Regions from separate parts of the Homo sapiens genome. Here region 2 is linked to region 1. Evidence: read pairs that join two places in POLR2A ChIA-PET (ENCODE). Cell type or tissue: Panc1. All regions are shown on one strand. Each heading gives the region's core, and the rest is flanking DNA. Links, peaks and the distances in the headings are about the cores only.

Region 1 (15,968 bases), core at 6,974-11,973:
GGGGAGGATACAGAAGATATCTGGGCCAGCTAAGGTTCTGAGAGGGCATTAGGGGAACTGGAGGCAGCAACAGTGATCCAATCTCTGTGAAACTATTTCAATATTTTGACATGCAGCTATATGAGTAGGCACAGGCCAAACACAAGCCCTGGAAATAACATTACAATTTTATGTTTTAAAACACAGAAAAGGGGTGGCTGGCAAGATGGCTGAATAGGAACAGCTCTGGTCTGCAGCTCCCAGAGAGATCAACGCAGAAGGTGGGTGATTTCTGCATTTCCAACTGAGGTACCCAGCTCATCTCATTGGGACTGGTTAGACAGTGGGTGCAGCCCATGGAGGGCAAGCCAAGCAGGGTGGGGCATTGTCTCACCCAGGAAGCTTAAGGGGTTGGGGAACTCCCTCCTCTAGCCAAGGGAAGCCATGAGGGACTGCGCTGTGAGGAACGGTGCACTCCGGCCCAGATACTATGCTTTTCCCACGGTCTTCACAGCCCGCAGACCAGGAGATTCCCTTGGATGCCTACACCACCAGGGCCCTGGGTTTCAAGCACAAAACTAGGCAGCCATTTGGGCAGACATGGAACTAGATGCAGGAGTTTTTTTCATACCAAGGTGGCACCTGGAACACCAGCGAGACAGAACCATTCACTCCCCTGGAAAAGGGGCTGAAGCCAGGGAGCCAAGTGGTCTAGCTCAGCAGATCCCACCCCACGGAGCCCAGCAAGCTAAGATCCACTGGCTCGAAATTCTCTCTGCCAGCACAGCAGTCTGAAGTCGACCTGGGATGCTTCAGCTTGGTGCAGGGGGAGGGGTGTCCACCATTACTGAGGCTTGAGTAGGCGGTTTTCCCCTCACAGTGTAAACAAAGCCACCACTGGGTAGTTCAAACTGGGTGGAGCCCACCGCAGCCAGCAAAGCCACTGTAGTCAGACTGCCTCTCTAGATTCCTCCTCTCTGGGCATCTCTGAAAAAAAGGCAGCAGCCCCAGTCAGGGGCTTATAGATAAAACTCCCATCTCCCTGGGACGGAGCACCTAGGGGAAGGGGTGGCTGTGGGTGCAGCTTCAGTGGACTTAAACATTCCTGCTTGCCAGCTCTGAAGAGAGCAGAGGATCTCCCAGCACAGCACTTTAGCTTTGCTAAGGGACAGACTACCTCAAGTGGGTTCTGATCCCCATGACTTCTGACTGGGAGATACCTCCCCAAATGAAAGTTCCCCAGGGCTGCTGCCATGGGCTGCAGTCAGTACTTGTTTCCCCTCCTTGATCTGGGGAACTATTTCTTCATTCCAAAAGGGCAGAGCTCTGGCAGTAGTGTCCTTCAGACTCACAGGTGGGTAGCTGATCTTCAGTGGGATCTGCATACCTGCAGTCCTTACTGACACTGCTGTAGAAGGGATGGTCAGGCTCCTTCAGAGGTGGTAGGACAGCATAGGAGCACCTCCAGATCTTTACCTGAGCCTCAGCATGCTTGGCAGTAGTTTGTGTTTATTGGGTTGGTCAGACCACCATAGTGCAGCTCACTGAGGTGCCAAGTCCTCACTACAAGCAGCCACCTCTGGCCAATGGCATCTAGCACTGCCCAGAGGGTCCAGGTCACTTTCTTTTGCACTGAGGTGAAGAAGATATCGAACTCGTAGCCAACATCTCACAGCAGCTTCCCGCCATGCTATGCCTGCTCATGGCTTGCCGGGCTCAAGGTTGGCATGCTACCAGCCACAGAAGGTGGGTTCCAGACACTCTCATCCTGCCAGGTCAACACCAGCTTATACATGGCCTTGGCGGTGGGGTGGGGATGTGGCACTGACTAGGGCTCACAGAGATTCCAGAGCCCTGTGTTTCCTTTAAACAACACAAAACCATCTCCTCTCATATCAAAGAAGCTTCTTTCATCTTGTAGCAATGTTGGAGTTTTGCTTCCAAAATATAATTCTCCCAGTAACTAATTTAGTAACAGGATCCTTGCAGATTCCTGCTGAAATGTGACCAGTCTTCCTTTCACACTCTATAGCCTGAAGTATAATTTCTACTTACTGGCCTTTGTAGATGCAATACAGAATTTTTAAAATGTCAAAGCTTACATTCTCCTGCTACTGAAAGTATTTCTGAAGTAACTTCACCTCTGTAGCTCACCTGTTGTAGGGTTCTCTGTCAATCATAACACTACATCTTTGTACAGACTAAGGAAGGGCTGGGCTGGAATACGTCAATAATTATTTGCTAACAGGGGCCCATCAACATGTTTCCCCTTTAGTCACTGAACCATAATTATTCATGGGAATAAACCCTTGAAAGTGGAGAAATCATGACTTTTTAATCTTGAGTCTTAATTCCTCCTGGTCTTTCCTCAGCATTTCCCACTAAGTACAATGCTATGCATATGGTAGTAGCTAAACAATAATGGAAAGACTGTTCCTATACATTTTAATGACCAGTATAGAAACCCAGCTTACTTACACAATGAAACACAATTATTAGATTTACTTTTCTTCATCTGGTCCTTAAGTGAAAATCAACAGGTCAAGATAATCTTATGAGGCTAGCCGCTGGGGCTGAGAGCCAAAGACTGTTTGTGTGCTTTGAATCTTTTACCCTTTACATTCAACTGGTAGACCAATGGTGACTAGTAGCTCAGGGCCAGAGAAGCAGGATCTGAAATATATTTAAAAAAAAATTTTTTTTTGAGACAGTCTCACTCTGTCACCAGGCTGGAGTGCAGTGGCATGATCTCAGCTCACTGGAATCCCCACCTCCCAGGTTCAATCGATTCTCCTGCCTCAGCCTCCCAAGTAGCTGGGACTACAGGCGCATGCCACCATGCGCAGCTAATTTTTGTATTTTTAGTAGATACGGGGTTTCACCATGTTGGCCAGGAAGCTCTCAATCTCTTGACCTCGTAGTCTGCCCACCTCAGCCTCCCAAAATGCTGGAATTACAGGCATGAGCCACCAAATTTTTAAAATGGTTTAAAATCAATTAGGCTGCGGGCAACACACACACATACCTGCCCTCATGTAAACAGCAAAAGCAATGGAAAGTATAAAAAATATGGTCTACCACATGAGCATTGCATAAGAGTCTCACTGGACAGTGACATCTCCCATGGTAATTATAGGAATATGGGTGAAAATGTCACAGGGTTGATTGCAGTTTTTGACCTCTCAAGGCTGCAGTTCAGCCATGGTTGCAAAATGCTGCTAATAATTTTTCTCAAAGGAAAGGTACAGGGTCAGCGAGACTCTAGTGGAAAAGAATCAAAGGGGACAACTTGCACTGGTCCACTCCCATGGGTGGTCTTATCTGCCAAGATGTGGCCGGCTAGGGAGAGCCCTTGGAAGTCTGCAGCCCTGTGTTCAAGAGTCTGAGATTCTCATAAGTCAAGCAGTCTGGGTGACATTTCTAGTTTCTTAATTTTTCACCAGGTGGAAATAGCAACTAGGAAATTCTGCTCTCATTAAGAATTCTGAGGTCATTTTCTTGTTTTAGTCACAGGACTTTACAATAATAATAAAGGAACCTGGAGTAGAGGGAGTGGATGCAGGTTATCATATTATCACAAAAATTCTGGTGAAAATTAGCTTAGTTCCTATTGTTCAAATGGAAACACTCTTATTGAGTATCCATTATGTGTTCAAGATTATGCTAGTGCATTATCTTATGTAGTAGTTACTAGAGTCTGAGGAAGTTAGTACTATTGTCTCCATTTTTAAATAAGAGAAAACCAAGCTCAGATTGACTAAGTAACTTATTTTGACCACATAGCTGAGAAGTAGCAGGGTGGAGATATCACCAAGGTTTGCTTTTTCTATATCCACTCACTGTCCACCACCCTTCACTGTTTACTGCAGGACAGTCCAAGGGTAGGGGTGTATGGCTCTGAATTAATCCCACCCCACAAATGTATCTTCTTTATATTTTCCACTTCCCAAAACCCAGGCTCAAGAAATCATCAAAGCAACTGGAATTCTCACTCACTGCTGTTGGGAATGCAAAATGGTATAGCCACTTTGGAAGACAGTTTGATAGCTTCTTAAAAAACTGAACATACCATATGATCCAGCAGTTGCACTTTTTGGTATCTATCCAAATGAGTTGAAAACTTATGTCCACACAAAAACTTGCATATGGATGTTTATAGTAGCTTTATTCATAATTGCCAAAATAAGGAAGCAACCAAAATGTCCTCTAATAGGTGAATAGATAAACTGTAGTAATTCAGACAATGGAATATTATTCAGCAATAAAAAGAGATGAGTTGTCAAGCCACAAAGACATGGGAGAAGCTTAAATGAACATTGCTAAGTGAAAGAAGCCAACCTGAAAAGTCTACATACTATGTGATTCTAACCACATGACATTCTGGGAAAAACAAAACTATAGATACAGTAAAACTATAAGTAGTTGCCAGTGGTTTGGTGTATATGTGTGTGTGTTGGGGGACATAAACAGGTGGAGCTCTGGGGATCTGGAGCAATGAAACTATTCTGTATGATACTGTGATGGTGGATACATGATATTACATGTTTTCAAAACCCATAGAATGTACCCCAGCAAAGGTGAAAACAACATAAAATATGGACTTAATAATAATGCATCAATATAGGCTTATCAAATGCAACAAACATACCTCACTAATGCAAGATGTCAGTAATAGGGGAAGCTGGGAGGAGCGGACTGGTGAGTTGGGGTGGAGTATATGGGAACTCTGTACTTTCTGCTCAATTTTTCATAAATCAAAAACTGCTAAATAAAAAATTAAAAAGCATTCTCAAACTACCAATATTTCTTAAAGGCCTCCTGTATCAGAATCTGTTGTTGCTGCCAGACACTCCTGATTATGACACTGTGCCCAAGGACTTAGCATGTCATTGAGAAGATAATGTACACCGATCACACTGTTAAGTAACAACCCAAGGATTCACTTAGTTAAGGACACAAATGAATGGCAGAGAGGTAAAATGCTGTATTCTCTCAAAGAAGAAAAAATTCAGCATGGGGTAAAGGAGGTGAATTGTAATTCTCCACCTAACACTGACTTTGGAAAGATGGAGGCATTAAGGATACACCTGGTTGTAGATGATGATGAAGAGAAAAAGAAGGCTTGCTGTGAGTGATAGAAGAATACTCCGGCAGTGCGGATTCATAGAATCTGAGGCAGAGAGGATTTCAAGAGGATTGAAGCTCTAATTATAAAGTTTCCTGGAGGTCGTGGTATTTTGGGAATGAGTGTCTTCCCTTCTCTTTCTGAAGCTGCTCCTCTCATTGTAGCTTGTTTCCAGGTAATGTCAAAGCCTCCAGATTAAAAAAAAAAACCGAAATCTTAATAGTCATTGCTTACAGGAATATCAGCTAAGACAGATGTTGCATGTTGGAGTTAAGGGTGAGTGAGTTGAAGGAAGCATGTATTTGCATGCTGGTTGTGCCCCTCAAAATACTTCACTTGCATGAAAAGCCACAAAAGCTGTAGTTCAGAGAGAGAGAGAGAGACTGAGTACACACATGCGTGAGACTCCAAGGCAAACTGTTTATCTGCTCTCTCCAACAAAAAGCAATCAAAAACAGGTTCTTTTTAATACGTACTAGTCTAGACGAGGTTTTGCAATGTCACAGGTCCCTAATTGCAGTAATAACTGCCTGAGAACAATTAAGCAGACACCACCAAACATTTCTATAGGGTGAATCCATTGTCCTATTAATAAGCAGCCATGAGGTTACCTCTATCTGGAAAAACCTCTTTGGCTTGTTTTATCCTACATAAGGCTCAAGCCGGGTTTTTCCCACACATTCCGGGTGCGTGAAGCAGCTGTGTCTGCCTGAGCCAGAAATGGTCCCTCTTGTCTCTGAAAGCCCACAGAGGCAGGTTTTGCAGCTGGCGGCTGCTATGACTGTGTTCCTGTTACTAATTAAAGGCAGTAGCTGTGAATTCAGTGTGAGAGACAATAAGCACCCATCAATTCTAAACAGATGACCTGGATTTGCTTCTGGAAATCCTCTTTCCTCCAGCTTGGCTACTTGCAAATTGGCTCCTTAAATATCCTTTCTCAAGAGAAGCAATTTCTTTTTAATCTTCAGATCAAAGCCAAATCTGAGAGATGTCTTTTTTTTAAATCACTAATTTCATATCCCAAACTATCACTTCATCCATAACAACCTACTATAGCTCTCCAGCTACTGCCTGTCTTCCTTTTTTACTTCTCTTAGTTTGCCATGATGGATTTATTTTTTCAGGAGGGCTTCCTTTAAGCCACATCCTTAGGTCCTCTTGCACCTCTCTTTTTATATCCACACCATGGCACCTTAGGATGGTAAAGCTAGCTGTCAGTCAAAGCATTCCCTACTCCCAGCGTGGCTGAGTCAACTCAGCCCTGAGAGGAAGCTTGAAGGAGGCTGTTAAAATCTATTCATAGATGAAGCGATGTTCCAGCCACAGCGAGAGGTTGCCAATGACGCATGCATGCACCAGCAGTGACATAGGAATAAAATGAAGAGGAGGCTGATGAGGAGGAGGGAGAACAGAGGGGCGGCCAACATAGGATCTCAGAGCCACAGCTGATATCAGCTGCATCACTTTTTGCTATGGGCAGAATTACAAGGACTCATTTTGAACGCAGCACTAGCGCTAGCTGCACTGACACAGATTCCGTGTCCTCTGTCTGAATTATCATGTGGCATGCAGGGCCCTGTATATATGTACAAACACTGTGGGAGTCCTCAGCTTTGTGACATGTACAAGCTCTACAAGGAGCAAATGAGGGCCCCTGGAAGTGTGTGGAGAAGAAAGGAAAGGCAAGGATGTGGAAGATGGAGAGGGGAAGATGAAGGACAGTTCATTCATTCAATTTGGATATATTAAGTACCAGGTTCTGTTCTAGATCTGAAGAGACAAATAAAACAGCCTGGATCCCAAAAGAGATTATAGCATATTAAACTTTGGAGAGTTGTTGAAGGATTAAAAACAAAATCCCCCAATATGTTATAGCTGGAAAGTGCAAAAAAGATTACCATGGAAACTTTAGTTCAGTTTGCTAGTTCAGACAAACTTATCCTAATGAATATGCATGAAAATAGTTCATGGAGCTCACATAAATTTACATATTTTATCTATTGTCAGCCACTTATTGAGGACCTACTACTGCCAGGAATTATGTTAGCTACTGCTGGGCAATGGATACCAAGCATCTCTTGCTGCATTATCAGGCCCTCTAAGTGCGTTAGAAGCAGCTCCATAAGGATGTGGAGAACTACACGAGCTGAGTAGATGACTTTGCTATGCAGAAAAGTACTGTTTTCTCAAAAGTGAAAGATAATGAATGTCCTTTATTGAGACCTTATAAACCATGCCAGGAAAGTCTCAAGGATAATGGGAGGAAATGTAGCAGAAAGACCACTGACCTTAATTGGGTTGGGTTTTAGCTGTAGCTCTGTCTTGATTAAAATCCATTTAGGAACTAGTTCTTCTCATCTGGAAATTAGGTTTGATAACTTCTAATATCTCTTCCAAATTTGAAAGTTATAGTTTTCCAGTATGTTAGGGTTCTTAATTCCCAAATTAAAAAAAAAAAAAACCTTTAATTCACTAGTGCAGGTAATAGAATAGCCACGTGACACTTTAAATTTTTTTTAATTTTTCTATTTTTCCATAGGTTATTGGGGTGCAGGTGGTGTTTGGTTATATAAGTAAGCTCTTTAGCGGTGATTTGTGAGATTTTGGTACACTCATCACCTGAGCAGTATACACTGCACTATATTTGTAGTCTTTTATCCCTCGCCCTCCTCCCACACTTCCCCCCAAGTCCCCAAAGTCCATTGTATCATTTTTATGCCTTTGCACCCTCATATCTTAGCTCCTACGTATCAGTGAGAATATATATTGTTTGGTTTTCCATTCCTGAGTTACTTCACTTAGAATAATAGCCTCCAATCTCATCTAGGTCGCTGCAAATGCTATTAATTCATTCATTTTTATTGCTGAGTAGTATTCCATCATAAATATATATCTCACAGTTTCTTTATCCACTCATTGATTGATGGTGGATAATCTTTTTTGGTTCCATATGGGTATTTGGATTGGTTCCACAATTTTGCAATTACAAATTGTGCTGCTATAAACATGCGTGTGCAAGTATCCTTTTCATATGACTTCTTTTCCTCTGGGTAGATACCCAGTAGCGGGATTGCTGGATCAAATGGTAGTTCCACTTTTAGTTTTTCAAAGAATTTCTGCACCATTTTCCATAGTGGCTGTACTAGTTTACATTCCCACCAGCAGTATAGAAGTGTTCCCTGATCACCGCATCCATGCCAACATCTAGTTTTTTATTTTTTGATTATGGCCATTCTTGTAGGAGTAAGGTGGTACCACATTGTGGTTTTGATTTGCATTTCCCTGATCATTAGTGATATTGAGCATTTTTTCATATGTTTGTTGGCCATTTGTATATCTTCTTTTGAGAATTGTCTATTCATATTATTAGCCCACTTTTTGATGGGATTATTTGCCTTTTTCTTACTGACTTGTTTAAGTTCATTGTAGATTCTGAATATTAGTCCTCTGTCAGATGTATAGATTGTGAAGATTTTCTCCCACTCTGTGGGTTGTCTGTTTACTCTGCTGACAGTTCCTTTTGCCATGCAAAAGCTCTTTAGTTTAACTAAGTCCCAGCCATTTATGTGTTTTTTATTGCATTTGCTTTTGGGTTTTTGGTCATGAAATCCTTTCCTAAGCCAATGTCTAGAAGGGTTATCCTAATGTTATCTTCTAGATTTTTATAGTTTTAGGTCTTAGATTTAAGTGCTTAATCCATCTTGAGTTGATTTTTGTATAAGGTGAGAGGTGTGGATCCAGTTTTATTCTCCTACATGTGGCTAGCCAATTATCCCAGCACCATTTGTTGAAAAGGGTGTCCTTTTCCCACTTTATGTTTTTGTTTGCTTTGTCAAAGATCAGTTGGCTGTAAGTATTTGGGCTTATTTCTGGGTTTTCTATTCTGTTTCACTGGTCTATGTGCCTATCTTTATACAAGTACCATGCTGTTTTGGTGACTATGGCCTTATAGTATAGTTTGAAGTCAGGTAGTATGATGCCTCCAGATTTGTTCTTTTTGCTTAGTCTTGCTTTGGCTATGCAGGCTCTTTTTTGGTTCCATATAAATTTTAGAATTTTTTTTCTAATTCTGTGAAGAATGATGGTGGTATTTTGATGGGATTGCATTGAATTTGCAGACTGCTTTTGGCAGTATGGTCATTTTCACAATATTGATTCTACTCATCCATGAGCATGGGATGTGTTTCCATTTGTTTGTGTCTATGATTTCTTTCAGCAGTGTTTTGTAGTTTTCTTGTAGAGGTCTTTCGCCTCCTTGGGTAAGTATATTCCTTTTTTTTTTTTTTTTTGCAGCTAACGTAAAAGGGGCTGAGTTCTTGATTTGATTCATCGCTTAGTCACTGTTGACATATAAAAGAGCTACTGATTTGTGTACATTAATCTTGTATCCGGAAACTTTGCTGAATTCTCTTATCAGTTCTAGGAGCTTTCTGGAGGAGTCTTTAGGGTTTTCGAGGTAAACGTTCATATCATCAGCAAACAGTGACAGTTTCACTTCCTGTTTACCAATCTGGATGCTCTTTATTTCTTTCTCTTGTTCTATTGCTCTGGCTGGGACTTCCAGTACTACGTTGAAGAAGAGTGGTGAGAGTGGGCACCCTTGTCTTGTTCCAGTTCTCAGAGGGAATGCTTTCAACTTTTCGCCATTCAGTATTATGTTGACTCTGGGTTTGTCATAGATGGCTTTTATTACATCGAGGTATGTCCCTTGAATGCCAATTTTGCTGAGAGTTTTAATCATAAGGGGATGCTGGATTTTGTTGAATGCTTTTTCTTCATCTATTGAGATGATCAGGGTAATTTATTTATTTACTTTTATTTATTTATTTATTTGAGATGGAGTCTTGTTCTGTCGCCCAGGCTGGAGTGCAGTGGCACGATCTCGGCTCACTGCAAGCTCCGCCTCCCGGGTTCACGCCATTCTCCTGCCTCAGTCTCCCGAGTAGCTGGGACTACAGGTGCCTGCCGCCATGCCTGGCTAATTTTTTGTATTTTTAGTAGAGACGGGGTTTCACCGTGTTACCCAAGATGGTCTCGATCTCCTGACCTCGTGATCCGCCTGTATCGGCCTCCCAAAGTGCTGGGATTATAGGCGTGAGCCACCGCACCCGGCCGTAATTTTTGTTTTTAATTCTATTTATGTGGTGTATCACATTTATTGACTTGCGTATGTTAAACCATCCCTGCATCCCTGGTATAAAACCCACGTGATCATGGTGGATTATCTTTTTGATATGTTGTTGGATTCAGTTAGCTAGTATTCTGTTAAGGATTTTAGCATCTATGTTCATTAGGGATATCAGTCTGTAGTTTTCTTTTTTTTTTTTTATGTCCTTTCCTGGTTTTGGTGTTAGGATGATGCTGGCTTCATAGAATGAATTAGGGAGGATTCCCTCTTCCTCTATCTTGTGGAAATAGTGTTAAAAGGTTGGTACAAATTCTTCTTTGAATGTCTGGTAGAATTCTGCTGTGAATCCGTCTAGTCCTGGACTTTTTTTTTTTTTTTTGGTAATTTTAAAATTACCATTTCAATCTCACTGCTTGTTATTGGTCTATCCAGGTTATCTAATTCTTCCTGATTTAAGCGAGGAGGGTGGTATGCGGGCTGCCTATACTGTAACCTCCATCTCAGCCCGGACTCTCCTCTTACTCCCCACACCTCATTTCCTAATATGTCTAGGTTCCATAGAGGAAACATCTCTTTCTCTTAGCTCATATTCATGCTTGGAGAAGAAATACAGTGAGGAATAGTGGGGAAAATCCTAGAAGGACTCTACCCTTCTTACTTTCTCTGTGGTTTTGAAAAAGTCAGTTCACTTCCATGAACCTCAGTTTCTTCATCTGTATTAGGAGGGGATTTGACAAGATGAGGGCTCAGCAGACTAAAGGGTCAAAGTCAGCCTGGTGCCTGTTTTAGTATCCCTGCAAGGTAAGAATGACTTTCACATTTTAAATGGTTGAAAAAAATCAAAAAATTAATATTTCATGACATAGGAAAACTGTATAAAATTCAAATTTCAGTGTCCCTTAATAAAATGTTATGAAGACACAACCATACTTAATTATTTATATATCATCCATGGTTGTTTTTTGTTAATGACCAAAATACTTATAATCTGGACCTTTAGAGAAAAACTTTGCCAACCCCTGGACTAGATGGTCCAATTGGTTCGTTAAATAGTAAGTTTCTGATTGTATTTTAATTTTATTTTAAATAAATTGTATACATCTTAAATAAATTTTTAAATAAATTTAATATGTTTTATTAATAATATAAAATTATTCTTTTAAATAACTACCAACTAAAACACTACAAATGTTTTAATGTTTACATATCATTTCTGCAGGTGGGCATATTCAGCCTTGAGCAGTGGAAGATACCAAGTGATACAGTTTGAATGACCCAGAAAGGCACTCTCCATTTTGTATCCCCCCTTAGCCCTCCATTACTCCTCTTGATCAAGAAGTTGGCATTTGGAGTTATGGAATTGTCTCCAGGATCCCCTATCAGAACGAGATTCTCTTGCTGGGGAAAGTAAATGCCCTGCCAGTGGTGTTTCTGGAGGCATTGCGCACTGAATCTCCATCTGCTCCCACACATCTCAGCCCTGGCCCCTGAGCAGGGCCATGTGACCAGTTCTAGTCAATTAAAACTCCAACTACAAATCTCCAGTTCTTTCTCCCCTTGCCTTTGCCAGGTCTGCAGGCACTTGCTGGAGGAAAGTGTTGTAAGATGATGGAGCCCCAGGCCATCTGCATACTTTGAGTGATTCCCTCCACCCCTCATCCAGTACAGATACAGAATATTGTTGGAAACACATGCACCATGAGCAAGATATAAAACCTCCAGATTTGAATATTATTTGCTACAAATGCCTAGTCTATCTTGACAAATACAGTGTGCATAAACATTGCTTGGAGAGTTCGTTCAAATCCATTTCTCAGTTCCCACATTAGCTAAATCAGAATTTCAGGTGCAAGGGAAAAGTCATCATCACATTTAAAAAAAAAATCATTCAGTAAATTTGATACACACCAGTGATTAAAAACCACTGTGGATAGCCATTTGCATTCCTTGATGATATTGACAGCAATTACCAGGGTCTTTGAAATCTTTTCACTCATAGCACTCAGAAAATGATATTAGTTATATGACTTACTGGGCCCAATCGACCAAGCTGTGTGTGGCTAGAAGCTGAATGGGATGGGGATATAGGAAAGAATGGCTTTCATATTCTGGGCCCTGCCTGTCCCTAAAGCCGAGAGATGACCATTTCAGATCACCCTTCATGTTTGTAATGCTGTGCAGAGGCATGTGGGTTGGGAAGCTCTGATGTCAGCCTGGTGGTCTAGCTAGAGCAGGATGCAGAGGACATGGGACATGGGAAAACGCAACAAGTATCACCCAGGGAGGGCTCTGGGAGACAGCAGTCTGGAGGCCAAAGTGGTGGATTCTGCCACGTGAGAGAACTGCATCAAGTCCTAGAGAGTTGGATGAGGAGCTGGATGAGAACAAAGTAGTCGGGGCAAAGTCTAGGGTTTAATAAGAACTATTCCAAAGGTTTTGTGAAGTTTATAATCCTGCTTAATTCTGGCCCCAGCTAAGGCTCATTCTAAATGAGAATTCAATGCCAGTGAGCTGAAACGCATCTTTATCCAACCTGCAAACACCTATTCTGTGCCAGGAACCGTGTTTAGAAACAAAGCAGGATGTATATGCAGGGCCAGGAAATATTCCCAGGTGCCTCCCCTTGTTGTATGGGGTTTTCTGCAAGACTTATCTTGGCCCAAGGGCCTGCTTTTGGTCAAGGGCTACTTCCCTCTTCCCCATATCACATCACATTATCTGCTTTTCCAAGCCTTAGCTGGTCCGATTCACCTAAAGCAGTAGTACCTAGGGGACAGCCCCATGAGTCAGCTCCTCCTCTGCAGTTCACACAGATTCCAGGAGGTCTTTTTAATCTGTCCGCCAGAAACTGCTGAACACAAAGCACCTGAGTGTATGAAAAATATTATGTTTGGGTACATCCGTGCACTTCTGCGCAAGGCACAGATTTGGAATACTTTACACTAGGAGATGTTCTGGTCTAAGAAATGATATGCTACTGCATCAGTAATAAAATACATCATCTGTCTGCACTGAAGAGCTCTTATAAACCTTAATTATTATCATTAAACACAAGTGTAAGTGCTCTGGAATTTCATACCAGGGCGGGGCTCTGTGAAGTGGCACTTCAGTTTCCCCAAAGGGCTGGCTGAGAGCAGGGAGCAGGCCCACAGAGATTTGGACATAACCACGACCACTCCTTTGAGTGGAATTATTTGGAATTATTTTAGTGGCAACTGGTTGGGTGTTGAAACAATGTAAATGCTATGGTTGGAGGCATTGGTATTCTCCTGGCTACACTGTCTCAGCTAGATGACTCGCTGACCCAAGTTACCATAGTCATCTTTCCAAAACCAGTGAAGGGAATTCCCAAAATTTTCCTAACCTACTGGGCATCCTTACAGGCACAGAATAAAACTTTTTGAAACAGATTCCTCAACTTGCTGTGCAAATGCTTCACTCATACAATGAACCAAAGCTGGGGCAACTTACATTGCATATAGCACCCTTCTGCTTCAAGTTCACATTTGTGTCAAATTCAGTGCTATTATGGGGCTCCTGCAGTATACCTAAGTCTGTCCCAGGTGCTGTGGGAGTTTCAGAAAAATTATAAGGGAGTCCCATCGTGGAGGAGCTTATAATCTAAGAATAAAGCAGCTATCATCTGAAGCACTAAACTCATGTCAGACGAATTTGGGTTCAAATAATATGTATTTCTCCACTTTCTGGCTGTTTGAACTTGGGCCCCAGATTTTATCTTCTGAGTCTACATTTCATCTTCTGCAAGTTAAAGATAACGATAACTACCCTGAGAGGCATTTATGAGAATTAAGTCAGATAATCCTCATCAGACACTGAGTGCAGAAACTGACCCATCGTGAGGGCTCAGTAAATGAGAGCAATGATGATGACAATGATGATGAGACAATAGTAAGCAATAGAATGCAGTATCTAATTGGAAACAAAATTATAAAATATGTACCATACATCTGATAGGAGTTTGGAAAAGGGAGAACCTCTTGGGGTTAAAATACTAAAAAAGGTTTTATGATAAAAAGGGACCAGTGTTGAGCCTGGAAGGATACATAGAATTCCAATGGGGGAGGTTAAAAGAGTTGACATTCCAATTGGGCAAAATAACTACAGTTGGTGAAAACATTCAAAGTTGGCAGCAAGACCTGTTGTGATATTCCATTCAATGGATCTCATTTCAATGTCTTACTTCATTGTGTGATTAATGAAATCCAAGGAGCTCCACAGGAGAGGCATCCACTGAAGAGGCATCCAGGCTTAGTCTCCTAGTGACCACTCCTAATTGTTTGGATTCTATTATACTTCTAGAGGCAACACCCTCCAATATTGCCAGTAGTATGCTTTAAAATGGAAGATTATGGATGGAATTGAATTTGCTAATCCACTGACCTTAAAATAGAGGGATTATACTGGATTACTTAGGTGGGCCCAATAGCATCCCAAGTGTTCTTCAGTGTGGAAGAGGGAGACAGAATAGGGAGAACAAGAGCAATGACAACCTGAGAAGAGACTCTGGCTGACTTTGAAGGTGGAAGAAAGGGGTCATGAGCCATAGGATGGTCTCTAGAAGCTTGATAAGGCAAGGAAACTGATTCTCCCTCACAGCCTCCAGAAATGACTGACAACATCTTGATTTTAGCCCAGTGAGACCCCTGTTGGACAGCTGACCTTCGGAACTGTAAAATAATATGTCTGGGTTGTTTTAAGCCACCAAATTTTGGTAATTTGTTTTAGTGATGGAAAACTCATACAGCAGCAGAAGCTTTTTGACACAGATAGTCCAGATGTTTATTATATGTTTAAATCTCAGCTTTCATTTTTAAATTTCCAAGCGCTGTTTCTCATACAAAGAAGTTTCTTTGTTTCAAATCATACTAGTCTTGTTTAGTGTATAAAATAAGAGTCAGATGGAAATGGCATACTACTTTTAATTTGCTTTGAAGAAAGTAACTCTCATCTTAGGATTCAACATTGAGGGTGGAAAAAAGAGGGAAGGAAGAGGGAAAGAAGAAAAACAAAAGTAAAGACCAGTTGTTTGTATAAATGCCCCTCAATTTGGATCTTTATGATGTTTTACAATTAGTCCTAATTGTATCACATTACGAGGTGTACAATATCAGTTTGTTCCATTATTGGTGATGTTGGCTATGGTGGCATCCTTCAAATTTTAATATGATAAAGTTACTATCTTTAACTCTTTGTAATTGATAAGTAATTTATGAGACAGTAAAGATTTTCTTTTCTATTCATCCACTGATGATTCTTGCATGAATCAATTATTAATACGTTGATTGCAAAGTGGTGGTTTTTTAACTGTATCATTCTTTCTTCCTACGTTATTAGTTGGCATTTTATGTAATGCAGAGTTTTTCCCTCTCTCCCACTTATTTACTCACTTATTTATTTTTATTTTTGACTCATCTATTCTTCTTTTATACCGGTTACACCATATTGCTAGGATTATTTTTTGGCCAGTGGGATAGAAAATTTCTTGTAAATCTCTGCCAGTTTTACAATACCAGTTTTGGTATTGTGCATATCAAGCACTTAAAGGGAGAATGGCCTAATTTTTTTGTTGTTATAGGGAAAATATTAAAATATCAAAGTAGCCAAGCATTTTCTTCTAAACACCTTTTATTCTTTTCCCCCAAAATACAGTAACTTTCAAAAGCAATTGCACAAGCAAAATATGTGTCACAGTAGCCCCAGTCTCTGACCAGGTCT
Region 2 (15,968 bases), core at 6,679-11,678, 170 kb before region 1:
GGTTTAAGTTCTAACATGAGTTTTAGAGTGACACAAACATTCAAACTATACTAATACCTTACAGTCTTATACTTAGCCTGCTTTATTTTTTGAGCGACTGCCAGAATCCTGTAGGCATTACATCTGTGATACTTGGTCTAGTCCATTTTCCACTTAATAAATGAATACACTTGGGTCCAAGGAGGTGAAAGGATTTGCCCAAGGAAATTAGAAACAATTTATCCACCTAGCACCTACCATAGATTACCTTAAAAATATTTAGTAAAACAAGTTTTAATTATAAGTGTTATTGGCAAAAACATAATTAATATAACAATGCTTATATGCTAAATTGTTTTTATGAAACACTAATGGCTATAAATCTGCAGTTTGAAAAACATTTCCCCTAATAATGCCTATATGTCTGAATTCATCAAAACAGATCCTCAATACATCCTGATAAATGGAAGTTTTGAGGATTAATTTAGGGGAAAAGGTAGGTTCTGTATAAGTAATAATAGCAGTAACAAGAGTAGTGGCTAATGTTTATTGAGTACTTACTACGTGTAAGACACCACTAAGAAATTCAAGTAGGGGGGATGACTTGAAAAGAGTGAATAATAAGATGGAGTCAAGTCACCCTGTCATAAATGAATAATTTCATTTTTGAGACATTAATAAAAAAAGAACAATTTTCATGTGTTTTGAGTTAGCATGAAAGTGAAAGACTCCAGAACTGTGCTTTCCAGTATGTTAGCACTAGCCATATGTAGCTATTTAAATTTGTATTAAAATTAAATAAAACTGAAACTTCAGTTTCTTAGTCATACCCGTCACATTTCACCTACTCACAAGCCATATGTGGCTACTGGCTACCATTTGGACAATACAGATACAGAGCTTTCCATTACCACAGAAAGATTTTTGGACAGTGCTCTTCCAGAATAATATTTTCTTTTTAGGTATTTGAATCATGTTTGAACAAATATTAAAATTGCCCCATGTCAACTGTGTACAAATTAATCCGTGCATATTTTATAGTATTTAATAAAATACTGTAAAGGATAGTTGTCATCAGCCAGCCAACACCTGTTCCCTCTAGAGAAGTTTACAAGCAAACTCACGTGAACTGAATGAGTTGACTGTAGTTATCTTAATTTGACTTTCTTTAAGCTATTTCAAGCTTTCCTCCACCTCAAGTGCAATTGTTTGAAGCTATTAGCTAGCATTAATGTCAAGTGACTCCCATTACGTGAATGGATGAGAAGTAATTAAAGTAAAGGTAAGTGTTGATATCTTTCATGGAATTCTTCTGGAGGCTTAAAGTACTGTATAAACTGCAAAACAATGCAATTCTCTATGGACAACAAAGTACAGGATCTCCTGCAGCAGTTTCTGAAGGCAAAAGAAAATGTGGCAGGTAGATACAGGTGTCTTATTCTGATTTCTAAACCACCACTGCCCTTTTAAAGGAGAAAATATTAATTTGTTGCTAAAGTTGAAAATTGAAGAAATGATTTCATAGCTCCTAGAATTTACCTAAGAAAATTACACAGGGTAACTAATCCTTATCGCCATCTTTTCCCTTACGTGTTATCCTTCTTTGAAGTAGAATGTGTTAGAAGCAATATAATTCTGCAGTTTCTCCGGTTCAGACTTTAGATCCAAAGCCCTTTGTCTCCCCATCTTTGTCCAAACACATCAGAATTCATATTACCAGACCAGTGCTTTTCTGCTTTTGTGATTACAGCTCACAGTAAGAAGTGCATTTTATAATAAAACACAGAAAAAACATACACCCGAAGCAGAAGTCTTACAAACAATATTTATCCTTACTACTGGGTTTCTGCTAATATTTTTTATTTATTCTATTCTATGTCATTATTTTAAAATGCTGGGTAAGACCCACTAAATTGCTTTCATGACTGCCAATGGGTTGCAATCTGCAGTTTGAAAAATATTGCCCTGAGCCATACTGATATAATCTTTGACCATTTTTGGATATGAAGGCTCCTCGAAAATTGACAGAAATATTCATGAACATGATAGCTCATGCAGATATGTTGATATTTCTGAAACATGGGTGGAAATACTTTCCTGCTGCTGCACTTTTGACCTGAGCTTTCCTGATGATATGTCAGGACTGATGTTTCCACTTGCCAGGAGTTCAAAAGCTTCTTCTCAAAACCAGCTTGTTAATGTTTCCACTTGCCAGAGGTAAGTTCAAAGGCCTTTCTTAAACTAGCTCATTATGACTTGGAAGATAAATGGGTTCACTTTTTATAGAGAGCTATAAAATTTTCCCCTCTCTTTATAATAAATTTTCCCCTCTCTTTATAATCTCTTGTAGTACAGCTTTACTAATATTATAAAAACAGAAGCTAATTCTTCAAAGGCAAAGAAAACATACCATCTGAAATATTCTTGCAGAATGTGATGCAAGGAAAATATACCATCTGCATGGTTCTAGAGAATAAAATCATTTCTATGTCAATATGTATTCACAGATTTCGTAGTTAAAATATATTGATTTAATAATAATATCCACGTTAAAGATTACTTTCAAACCTCATTTACCATCTTTTTCTCAATAATTGTAAGAAGTTTTCAATAAAGACAAAAATGTTTATAGGTCTTTGGAATTCATTTTGATATTATTACTCCATTTGTTTATAGTGTCTTGCAGTAATTAATATCTTTTTATTATGTTGATTAATATTACTAATTAATAATAATAATAAAACTCTCACGACAACCCCAAGGCCTCATAGAGCAGGTATATTTTTCTCTACTTTATAAGTGAGCCTAATGGAGTAGAGGAAAGACAGAAATTTACCACAGAAGATGAAGTTCTTGTCTTAACTTTGCTAATTACCCTAAGTAACCAAAAAGGTAATCCTAGGCAAGTCACTTGCTTTCTTTGTTAAATATGCAAGATGTTATATCATTTAAAAAGATAATTTAAATTAAATTGCCTAGCTCCCCAACAGAAACATAGGTAGGTCCTGGGATGTTAGTTTTGTCTGAATCTGAACGAGGGACAAAAGGTTTTTAAGACTTTACTGCCAGTAGCCTTTCCCTTTTTCCAGATGGCTTGTCTTTAACAGAATTTGTAACATACTTAATTTAATAGAGAAGAAAAAACAGAAAAGTCAAGGCTTCATATAAGTTAAGAAATGAGAAATCAATAAAAACTCTACACTAGGGAGGAGACATAGAGGAATTTTTTTTTCATTTATCTCCACTGATTTGGATGATGTAGTTTAATAGTTTTACCAAATTTATTTTTGCTTCAACCTGCTGTCTTGGCTTACGTAATACTGAGAATATATGGCCAAAAGAGCAGATATGAAGGGTTATAGAATTATTTTACTGGAGGAAAATAGCATGACTATTGCCTTCCATAATATATAATTGATTCATGACAAAGAATAAGAAAGGCATATCCCATTAAAATAAAAACCCAAATGTAAGATCGCTTGGGTTTTTCCACAAATATTCAGTGCTTACCTACTTCATACCAGGTATGCTGCTAGGTACTTTTGTGTAATGGCGACAGTGGTGCTGGCAGTAAAGGTAGACAACTAAGTTACTGAGTTCCTTCTGTGCCCAGGAATTCTCTGAAATATGGATGACTGTTAAACAAGTTAAATTCACTGAGAACCTTATGAAGGGCCACTGTTACTATCTCATTTTACTGATGAGGAGACTGAGACACAGAAAGAATAAGTCAATTGTTCATGTTACACAGCAGTAAGTAGAGAGGCTGGAATCAAGTTCCCAAAATGTGACTTTGGAACCAAACTTTTCACATTATATTTTATGTTATCTTGTCTAATGCCCAGAATAGCCCTCTAAAATAAAGGTGAAAGACTATTTTTACCATTCTACAGGTTAGGAAGCAGAAAACTGAGAGGAGATGTGCGTGGAATATTGTTAGAAATACTGTTGCAAAGCTCCTAAGTATGTGAGTTGGGATTTAAGCCATGCTTTCCACCATATTACACACACACACACACACACACACACACATGCACATACACACATACACACACGCATACACATACTATACATATATACACACATATATATAGAGAGAGAGATACACAAACATATATACATATATGGTGTGTGTGTTAGAAGATAGAAGATAGAAGAAACCTGAAGAAAATTAAGTAGTTAGACAAATGGGATGTTTCCTCCTGTTTGGCAAACTTGCTGATTGCATTTTCCTACCTCTTTCATTCAGATGCAGTTTTCTTCACTTTGTTTCTGAGAGACAGGCCTTTTTAGACTATTTTCTCATTATTTACAGTCAAAACAATGCACATTTCTCCCTTTTCTTTATCTTAATATCTAACAGCAAAAATTCTGAAACGCCTTTTATATACCTAGAATACAGACATCAAATACATTTTAAAATATTTTTGAATAACACAATAAAGAGCATAGTTGCCTTTTTTGACAGTTTCACCACAGTTCAGGTCTCAAGCTACTGTGATTTAACCAATCATCTGACTGTAATTTAGAATAATAAAAGCAAGCATTTGTATTTTATCTTCCTTTTTATATACTGCATATACCTGGCATGCATAACACTGAATATGTTGCTCTTCATTTAGCCCTATTTGTCTTAAAGAGAAGCCACAGCTGAATCCGACATTGGGAACACATTCCTACGAAGTAAATAACATCTTGTTTCTAGACGTTTACCTGTGAAAAGGAACGAACTTACAAAAAGGAGCTAAGAAGACAAAGGTATGGGTAACCCCTTCCTTACCTCTAAATATTTTCTGATGGAAAAAATTATTTCTAGTCCAGGAAATTTAACCCCTTCCCTGCCTCATCAACCTTTTGTCTTCGATTTTTTTTCTTAGTTTTTCTTTAAACTCACTTGCTTCAAAGTTGTAACACTTGACGTGCAATGGCAATCATCCTTGCAGAAATGGTTAGTGTATTGAAAAACTCCCATGAAAGGTCACAGTGCTCACCTGGATTTTAACATACTTGCTAAGAAGTTTCTGCTCATTGGTGAGGATCAAAGGAAACATGATGTTCAGAGATTCGTGCTTTGTTCCACTGCTTAGGAGTGTTCATAAAATTAAAGCTGTACAGTTTCCTTGTTTACCACCGCCTGGTAGAATCAGAATCTTTTAGGGAGAGGTCAGAAAAGGGTTTAATCTCTTGCCCATTTTGCTGTCTGCCTGGAAAACTTCTTTTCCTTTTGCTTTGCTTTCAACTTTTCTTTGTTAAAATTCCAAATGTGTCAAATGACCGTGGGGCTGTTTTAGAGTCCTCCCAAAGACTCAAAGCAGTTCCAGTTTTCCTTGGAGTAGACCTTTATCTATATAAGCACACAGGGTAGTGTTGCTAACCAAGTAGCTGGCAAACCCAGAGTGTTTTCTCATGTGAATTAGACTGACCCTTTAGATGGGAGCACAAGGTTAGTTTGAATATCCCATTCAAGTGAAAGGCTAAACTAAGTCGGGCCATTTGTAAAACTAGACTAATCTAATAATGGTCACGAAAACAAACTTCCTCCCTCCCTCTCTTCCTTCTTATCAGTCGGTATCCTCCAACTCTTCCTTCTTTCCTTCTGCCCTCCTTTCCTGTTTCCAGGGAAGAATATGACTAATGAGACAAACTGGCCAGCAAAGAGTTGAGGGCAACATTGGTGGAATGTTAGGTATTCATTTTTAAATACTGTTTTAAAGTATCCTGTCTTAACTTCACAAGGGTGATCACAGCCATGCTTCTCTGATTTAAAAGAAGTAGAATTTCTTTCCCTAGGAATACACAAAATAAAATACTGGTAAATTAGAAACATGTGCCAAACAGAGCTGAGCATATTTTTAATAATTAGATGCAAAACTGTCGAGTAAATATTAAAAGTTCAGTGACATGTCAAACTTCCCTAGCTTTAAGCGAAATGATCAAGCTCTGTTCTTTTAACCTTTCCCTAAATGACTTAAAGTGTCATTATTTGTCAAAAAAAGCAAAGAAAGAAGAAAAGTAAAATATAATATAATCTTCAAATTTATCTTCTAACCTAAAATTTCTTTCTTTACTATGTAGCCTATGGGATAAGAAAGATCTGTATGCAGATAAGAAAAGTTATCTAATGTAAATAATAGTACATTTAAAAAGTAAGTTGTGGGATAGTGTATATATTAAAATTTATAAATAATATCAAGAAGGATCTTGCATCAGACATATCTTATCATCTCAGACACTTCAGATCATCTCAACCTCACTCACCTCTTGCTCTAGCCACTGCTGGATGGATGTCCCAAGGTACAGCTTATATGACTTCTTTTTTTAGATCCTTGAGAGATGAAGCAATTAGTATCATCAAGCTGTCCCCAACCTGATATTCCCTGGGTCAGAAATCACTCCTTTTTGGATTCACCTCTCTTGTTCTCATTCCTGCCCTTTGAATTGCACTCCTTACTAAATTAGAAGAGGTGAGCCTTTACCGAAGACACATGCATATACATCCCCTACACACACACACACACACAGACACACACAGACACACACAGACACACACACACACACAGCTTTTAGAGTGGTCACCTAACAGTGTGGGATGTGGTAAGGATAATTTTTGTACCTATGCTTTTCTGTACTGTTTTCATAAACTAACACTACTTTTTTCCTTAGCAGCTTGAAACAAAATACATTTATTATCTCCATGGGTCAGGAGTCTGGGCAGAGGTTAGCTAGGTGTTCTACAATCAAGGTGTCTGCTGAGCTGTGATCTTTTCTGGAGATTGGGCTCTTCTTTCAGGCTCATGTGGTTGTTGACAAAGTTGAGTCTTTGTAGGTGTAGGACAAAGATTCCTGTTTTCTTGCAGGCTGTTGTCTGGGAGCATTCTAAGCTTTTAGAGGCCACCTGCAGTTCCTTGATACGTGGCCTTTTCACAGACAGACTCACAACATGGCAGGTGACTATTCTAGGTCAGCAAGAAAATTTCTCTAGGTTTTACTTTTATAACTGGAAAAAAAGTCCAATTAATTTAAAAAATCCTCTGTGACTGTGAAATTTTGATTTATCTAAAAATGTTTCTGAGAAGGAAGAGAACCATCTAAGAGATATATTTCTATCATTGTATCTCAGAAAAGCCCATTTGCAAGCATATTTTGCCATGGAAGAATAAATAGGATCCATGTTGCTTTCTCCGAAACACTCTTTTTCTTGCTAACACATTCCAGCTTCCTGTGTGGGACAGGAAGTCCGCTGAGCTTTTTTGTTAAGTGTTATTTGGAGGAAACTTGGAGCACATGCTGCCTTTTGAACTGCTTAGCGTCATTGCCACTCTTCCACCCACCAGGTAGGTGCTGTCATGGTGTCATGGAGTTCCACTATGTGGGAGAGCCATGGTTGAAATGTAACTAGAACTAAAGGGGTTCTGGGTTTTCCTCTTAACCAGTTAGTCTCTTTAAGAGCATAACCGAACTATTTGTGTGTATCTCAAGGGTAGCATTTGCAACTTACAGGGCAGGAAAGAGAACATCAGTGGCTTGCCACTTTTAGGCTTCAAGTACAATCCTGGGATTATTTGCATTACTCCGAGGTAATTACAACTTTAAAACATTAATTGCTTTCATATTTAAAATTATTTGCTTAAAAACTGACACTCCCTTTTAAAATCAAGTGTGTTCTAATGAGATGTAGATGTTTAACTCACTCAAAAAAATAAAGACACAGAGGAAAATGTATAAATTAAGTAAGAGTCTTAAAGTCTCATCCATCAATTTGCAGTCTCTCTGTCAATATTCTTGCGGCAAACAAAGAAAACAGAACAAAACAAAACATATCCCTGTGTCTTTGTTATCATTATTCTTTTGAAGATAATGTAAAATTCTAGAAAATAATCTTTCTGCTTTAAAGAGTAAGTAAACAAAATTGTACATTTCTGGATTTGCATCTGATCCAAATAATGTACATTTTTTTAGATGTAAAAAACTCAACTTTTATTTCAAACTACCTATTGAAACAGGACCATTTTTTGTTAATTATTTAATGTTTCCCATTTTCTTTCACTCTTTCTGAAAAATTCCTACATCTTCCATTTATTGATCTGTGTTCCCTGGATAAAATCTAGATGAGCCTTTAAAAAACTATTTCAACATCAAATAATGAAGGGAAATAAACAAAACAGCTCTCCAGAATGGGAGCTTAGCTCAGTGTGATGATCATTGCATCATTGACTAGTTTTTAGTTTCATCAGTAAAGGGTGTTGCGAGGTAAACATTTTTGATTTCTAATTTTGTAAATGTAAAACACTAAACTATAAATCTGCCAGAAGATAACATGGGAGAAAACCTAGGTGACCTTGGGATGGGATGACATTTTAGAGAGAGCACCATAGGCACAATCCATGAATGAAATCATTGATAAGCTGAAATTTGTTAAAGCTGAAAATCTCTTCCCTGTGAAAGATACTGTCAAGAGAATGAGGATATAACCCACAGATAACGCAAATATATTTGCAAAAAAAAAAAAAGCACACACACATCTAATAAAGGACTGTTATCCCAAATATACAAAGAGCTCTTAAAAGTCAACAATAAGAAAACAATCTGATTAAGAAATGAGCTAAAGACCTGAACATATGCCACACCAGAGATGGTATATAGATGGCAAGCAATTCCAGCAATTTTTCAATTACAGTTTAGTTTTTCCTCTCCTGACTCTAGTTCCTGCAGAGGTTTCTTCTAGTGAGTTTCTGCTCTCATAAAGTGTGATTCTCTGTATTTGCCTATCTCTTTAATTTTTTAGGCAGTGGTTTTCCCTGTGACCTCATTTCTCTTGTGAATCGAAGAAGCGTTGGTTATTTTTTAGTTTGTTCAACTTTTTAATGTTCTTTGGATGCAGTGATGTCTCCAAGCTCCTTACATGCCAGATTGGAAAACCCATGGTTTCTTTTTAGTGAATTTATTTTTAAGTTTTCTAAATAGACCGTAAGTTCCATAGATCAGAACTTGTGGAACTTATACACAGCTCTATCCTCTGGACCTGAAAAAATGTGTTCACCCAATAAATGCTCAACAAGTATCTACCGAGTGAATGACTAAATGAATGGATGGATGAATGAATGAATGAACAGTGGCAAATCTACATCTCCTGTCTTTTTAAACCTGCTCTATCCCACTGTATTAACAGTGCTGAATATGTGTTTGTTGCTTTTTATTTTATTATGAGACATGCTTGCTTCTAGCATCTAATAATCCTCATATCCCTTAAAATGTTTTATAGTAACTTTCTGATTGTATTTTTCTTCCCTCAGATCATTTTCCTCTTAAACACATCTCTTTATGGGTTTTATTCATTACTCTCAATTTTCTACTCTCTGTGGGTATGTCTTAAAGTATAGTTCATATTTCATCTCACTCTCAAGTCTCTACTTTTAAACGTATTTTTTTCCCACTGTTTATCTCATGAACCTCTGGAAATAAGTCTTTTGGTAGTGTGGAATAGTATACTTACAAGTATATTGGGATCACCACTCAGTATGGAATGAAAGTGAGTCACTAAGTATCTGATAAGTGTTTCCTTCTAAGTTAGGTAGTCTGTCAGACATTTAACAATACTCCATGATATCAATGCATTAGATGACTAGGAAAGCATCCATCACCCCACATGCTAAAAAGGAACATAAATCAGTGAATTGTTTTGAAAGCCTCTTAGTAGTCAGTGACTTACACCAAGTTTCCATCCAGAGGGTATTCCGCCTCTTGATTCTGGATAGCCAAACAAGTGAAAAGCCTCCACACATTTCAGAAATAGTCATCTTTACTTCTCATCTGGTGAGCTGCTGAATAAGTGGTTTGTAATCTAAGATCTTAAATGTGGTAAACATTAAGTAATACTCATTCTTTTTATTAAACAATAAAAGGGTTTTCATCCCATTTTATAATTAATTTTTTGAAAGTAATTACTCAAGTTCAGGCTTGCCACATTCAATAAATAAAAATATAGGACACCAAGTTGAATTTTAATTTCAGAGAATTAATAAATACTTTTTTAGTATAAATGAATACTTTGTAGTATATGTATATCCCATGCAATATTTGTCCCAGATAGTACTTGAAACAAATTTATACTAAAAAATTAGTTGTTGTTTATCTGGATTTTAAATTTAACTTGAATTTCAAATTTAATACTTGCCTGACAACCCTACTCAAGTTACACATCTTATAAAACAATTGGAGACATATGGTAGATAGATGTTTAGGGAATTGGTGCTCTTTGTTTTATTTAGATTAAGAGTTTGATTGCATTTTGTGTTAAGAATACTTTTGATGAAAGGATGAGCTAAATTATGTGGAGGCCTAATAAATGAGTCAGAATTGCAGTAGGAAGAATTTTGATTAGGTTTAAGGAAAGCTATTTTGACTAAACAGACAATAGTTTTCAGATATATTTCCTTGGAATAGAAAGTTTCTCAACCTAATATTTTCATGATCCCAGACCCTCTGAGATATTACTGTCTATAAACTTATGACATCTTAGGTACAAAGACCAAATGTTTTGAATAATGGAAAAAAGTAGATTTAATCTTTATGAAAACTTAGATTGTTAATAATTTACTTGTTAAGGCTCAGCGGAATAATTAGTTGAAAGGAACTGAAAACAGTGTTCAGTAGAAATTTTTGTAGGCCTAGATCCTGAGAGAAGAGTTCTAGGGAGAAAGGATTAATATTTGAAAAATAATTTTAAATTTAAGCTTTTACCCAAGGGTTTTCTATTTGAAAGTAGACTGTAAGCTCCTAGATGGCAGATCTTTATCTTATATATTTTGGTATCACCCACAGTACCTTACAAATCAGATGCTCAGTAAATATTTTCCAACGGAGAGATTAACATTTAAAGTTTGTATGGAGGGAAGCATTTGTCCTCGAACGCACTGCTATGTGCCATAACAGCAGATCTTCCAGCAAATAAATATGGAGAGCTTGCTACCCTATTCATAGCACTGCCAAGCTGTCAAATCATCTTTGAGTGTCTTTTGTTGGTGTGTCCCAAGTTATTTTCTTCCCACTGATGTCATCCACATGGTCTTGTTTTTCTGGTTCTCCTTTGAACACTTTGATATCCTCCTGCCTTCCTCTAGCTGCTTCCAGCATCCATCATGTTCCCTTTGCCTTTCTGATTTATCACTCCCATTTCCTGCGTGTGTTCCCAGAGTAGTGTTTGCTCCGTTAGAGGGATTTCCTTGCGGACAGTTCTGCCCAGAATACGTGATGCGATATAGACAATGGAGAGAATCTGTTCAACTGGACACATCATGTTTTTTTTTTTCCTGTGCCTTCAAGTAAATATGTTATTTATTTCCAAGTTGTACTGCTTAAGCACCCCCCATGCTTGGTGCAATTTATTCATGATTGCACTCGTGGAAGTAAGACAATTTTTCTGGAATCTTTGTTTATGAAAAACTATTTTGACAGTTTTTTTTTGAAAGATATTTCCTTTATTTATTTTCCCCATCACCTCTCTCCTTAAAGCACAATCTTTATAAAATGATTTGGAGGTTCCTAAATCATTTTATGAAATTTCATCTAACTTTTTGAATAGGTAATATAAATACATGTTATAAAATCCAAAAGGTACAAATAATTTGAAGAGAAAAAAAACCACCCTGCCCCCTACTCCAGCCAATGAGCAACCCATCTTATAAGCAAATACTATTAGTTGCAGAATCTCTCCACAGATTAACTATACTTACATAAACATATACATTTTTTAATGTAAATGGAAGTATACATTAAATATTCTGCCATTTGCTTTCTTAAAATAATTGATATTTATTAGGAATGTAATCCCATTTTAGTACATATAGAGCTTTCTCTTTTTAAAAATGATTATATAACAACAGACACTGGGGCCTACTTGAGGGTGGAGGGTGGGGGCTCCAGGGAGAGGAGCAAAAAAATAACTATTGGGTATTAGGCTTAGTACCCGGGTGACAAAATAATCTGTACAACAAACCCAGTGACATGAGTTTACCTACATAAAAAAGCTCTACATGTACCCCTGAACTTAAAAGTTAAAAAAAAAACTATAAAATAACTGCATAGTATCCCATTTTATATCTGTATAATAATTTCTTTTACTAGGCACTTACTGATAGACATTTAGAATATTTTTCTCTGACTTTTGCTATTATACACAGTGCTAGAGTAAATATCCTCAAACATATGGCATTTCAGATACATGCAATATCTCTAGGCTAAATTCCCAGGTATTAAATTTTTGCAACAAGTTTGAAATGTTTACTTTAGCTTTAGTCATTATCATAAAAGAATATTCTCAAATAGGTTTTGTTGCTAGTCACAGATTTCTGGAGCAGAGAATCTCTATAGTGTTCCTTCCAACCAGGTGCACCTTATTTTGGCTATTATTTACATTCTGAATACCGATGGAATTAAATTAAATTTTCAGTGTTCTCAGAAAGTTTACTATCCAAAATAATACCAATAGTTGTTATAACTAGAGTGAATAGTAACTAAGGTGGTAACTAAGTACTAACTAAGTTGAATAATAACTGAGGTGGATCTGTACAACATGTAAATAATGGCAGGTAATTAGTTTCCTTTTAACTTTTGATTTACTGAAATTTAAGAATTGAGAATTTTATATAAAGGATTTGCCTGAAATGGATAATTTTATGAGAACTGTTTGCCTTCATATGGCACTTGAAGAGACCACTTGGAGGACACTTCAGACTCTAAAATATAGAGCGCATTGGCCAGGCGCAGCGGCTCACACCTGTAATCCCAGCACTTTGGGAGGCCGAGGTGGGTGGTTCAGTTGAGCCCAAGAGTTTGAGACCAGCCTGGGCAACATGGTGAAACACCACCTCTACTAAAAATACAAAAATTAGCTGGGTGTGGTGGTGGATGCCTGTAGTCCCAGCTACTTGGGAGGCTAAGGTGGGATAATCGCTTGAACCCAAAAAGCAGAAGTTGTATTGAGCCGAGATTGCGGCACTGCACTCCCATCTGGGTGACAGAGTGAGATTCTGCCTCAAAAAAACAAAAAGAGAGAGAGAGTATCAGAGGTAGATCACCTCTAATATGGCCTCAGATAACCCATTTTGTAAGTAATCTCAAATTGTCACCCTCTTTTTGCCTAAAATGAGTAAGCAGCTTGTCTGCTACTACAGAGACACTTAACGAGTGCTGCAGAGGATCTTTTTTTCTCCCTTATTTTCAGATAACACAGCCCAGACATTTGAGGCACAGCTCAGACTCTGTTCCACTCAGATAAATCATCCATGCTCTGCCTTCCAGCAATGAGGCAGAACTGGAAACATTTTAGATGAACAATTCTCTATAACTGATATCGCATTAATCCAGACAAAATGTCATTTCTCTCTTTCCATGCTCAGGGTGTGAAAATAGGCCAAGTCTTTTTATGACTCATGTTTACGCTTACTCTCTAGAATTTGATTTATGGCATTCAGTTGAATAGGTGCTCTGAGCTTCCTTTGGCCAGTTTCTAAGTGTGTGTATCACGCAATTAAGCAATATCAGGCTCACAGTGTAACTGGCTTCACATCAAAGTTCCATTATTTGCCATCATGGGCATGAGCCTTTTGTGTTGGTGTTTGCAAATCACCTGGAGGTGGAAGTATGTTGAAACTTACACTAAGATTTCCTCTTTGTGAGAAATCCAAATTGCTTAAATTTAGTGGCTTCCAGAAGTTCAAAGGCTGAGAAGCACCCTCTTTGTACTCATTCATAGTAAAGGAGAATATTGAGCCACATTCAGTCATACAGTCTTACCATTTGCAGTTGGAGAGTTGGGAAGAGCTGGTTATGCAGTCTTCAAATGGCATTATGTTGAAAAATGGCAATAGAAATGTCCAAGAAGATAGAAGCTTAGCTTCTCAAATAAGACACATAAAATTCTTTTACTCTTTCCCTTAGAAATTCTCATCATTATGATATGTAAAAATTACTGAGTTTAAAATGGGCACCTTTATAGTCATATACAGTTTGGCTAAGGAAAGATATTTAACTGAGTCTACCTGGTAACTGAGTAATCATCATCGTCCATCATGTAGCTTTCCTCTAGTTACCATAGAACTGGTTGTAGAGCAAGTCCTTTTACTCATTGGTGTAATTCTAGTCAGCTTGTTTAAAATATGCTTTGTATCAAATATGGTTACTGATTTCTTAGGATGATTTGGAAGATTAAATGAGATAGCATGTTGCTAAAGCTCTTAGATACATAGTGCTCTCCAAAAAAAATTGTAATGCTAACCACACGTGTGAGCCATATATGTAATTTTAATTTTTTTGTAGCTCAACTTAAAAGATATGAAAACCAGGTTGAAATAATTTTAATAATATTTACTAATATATTATCAATGTAACATTTAATCGATACAAAAATTACTAATAAAATAGTTTACATTATTTTTTCATATTAGGTATTTGAAACCTGATGGGCATTTTCTGTTTACAGTAAAACTCAATTTAGAATGACTACATTTTAAGTGTTCAATAGCCACATGTGGATAATGGATAAGATATTGAAGAGCACAGTCTTAGAACTATGGCAACCATCCCATAAATATTATCTATTATAGCTCTTGCTATTATTCTTTTTCTCTTCTCCCATGGCACTATTCGGCTCTACTCAACATTTATATACTTTTTCCTTGTATTATATCAACTTTTGGTTTTCATCCTTCTAAAGAGAATGCTCATTGAGAAGTACTTTTTTCCTGTAGACAGTTGTTCAACATTTATTGAGAATCTTTCATGTTGCAGGCATTGTGTGGCCTATTTCCAGTTCTGTATTTCCCATAATACCTGACAGAGTGTCTTTTCAATGGTAGGCACTCAATACATACCTGGTGCATGAATTGCCTAGTTTTGTGTACACACACATATTTCTGAGTAGTTTTTTTTCAACAAAAGTTACAATTTTTATAGATTTTTCTTTTTAATAATAAGCAATGGTTTTGAACAGTGACTGTATTTGCTTTGATTGAGTTTGATAATTTAATCTGTCACAGATACTTTTTGTTATTATGCAATCGTGGCGTGATTGCTCCACTAATGTATTCTTCTAAGACATGCATTGACACTTAAAGGCACAAACTTGGCACAAGATCATCATCTTTGCTTTAGAAATAAGCGAGCAAAACTGGACATTTTAATGTAGTGTTTTAAATGATGAACCAAAATAATTTAATATGAACATTCTGTATAAACTGTAAAAGCTGTACACATATCAATTGTTGCTAATGTTATTAATGGTCTATGGTACTTTTTACCATCTGTTCCACAGAATATTGATCCATGACAAACTCTCTGGGAGAAAACAAAATGGATCTATGGTCAAACAAGTATAGGAAATGATATACTGTATTCCACACCCTAGAGTTGAACAGTAGTAATGCACATTAGGATATTCAAAGTTCTAATTCACTTAGTAATGAATCTATTTGACTTCATTATTTGACCAATAAAATAATTTTTCAGGATGATATCTGTAATTTCTACAAAGATGGTATACCATAGAACACACAGAATTTAATTCTGGATCAAAAGAGGCCTCGGTTTTAAGCTTAGCTCCCCACTACCTACATCTGAATCTTCTTCAAGTCTGCTTCTCTCTCTGCACCTCAATTTTTTACTTTGAAAAAATATAAATCAATGATTTCTCAACTCTGATTATATATCATTGTCACTTGAGGAATATTTAAAATAAACAGAAGACTGAGTTTCCATCTCTAAAGGATCTCACTCAATATATTTGGGATGTGGCATGAATATCTGGGGTGTGTGTATGCACATGCGCACATGCGCATGCGTGTACTGGGTTCTAAAGTGAAACGAGCTAGCTGGAAGATGTTCAGGTGAAACTTGTCTCTAAATTTTGGGCAGACACGGGAAGGGAGGAACAATGGCAACACTGAGAAACCAAGCTTGTTTAAGTAAGAAATGCTTGCACAATGAATAACCAG

What was found. Peaks named below come from ENCODE experiments on the same cell type or tissue, not always from the same donor. Only the 100,000 strongest peaks of a DNase experiment are listed, where the experiment ranks them.
Region 2: POLR2A ChIA-PET joins it to region 1 with 5 read pairs; 1 of 35 experiments calls an interaction of 5 or more read pairs at or near these places.

The regions. Positions count from the first base shown.
Region 1 is chr5:58,147,007-58,162,974 of GRCh38, reverse strand. It overlaps the pseudogene PGAM1P1. Among named protein-coding and RNA genes, the nearest start is that of LINC02101, 33 kb to the right of the region's middle. RefSeq lists enhancers at 1-459, 460-960. In Panc1, for the core only: no CTCF peak of the experiment used is centred there; no DNase peak of the experiment used is centred there; H3K27ac peaks cover 713 bases.
Region 2 is chr5:58,312,319-58,328,286 of GRCh38, reverse strand. No RefSeq gene overlaps it. Among named protein-coding and RNA genes, the nearest start is that of PLK2, 140 kb to the left of the region's middle. In Panc1, for the core only: no CTCF peak of the experiment used is centred there; no DNase peak of the experiment used is centred there; H3K27ac peaks cover 1,400 bases.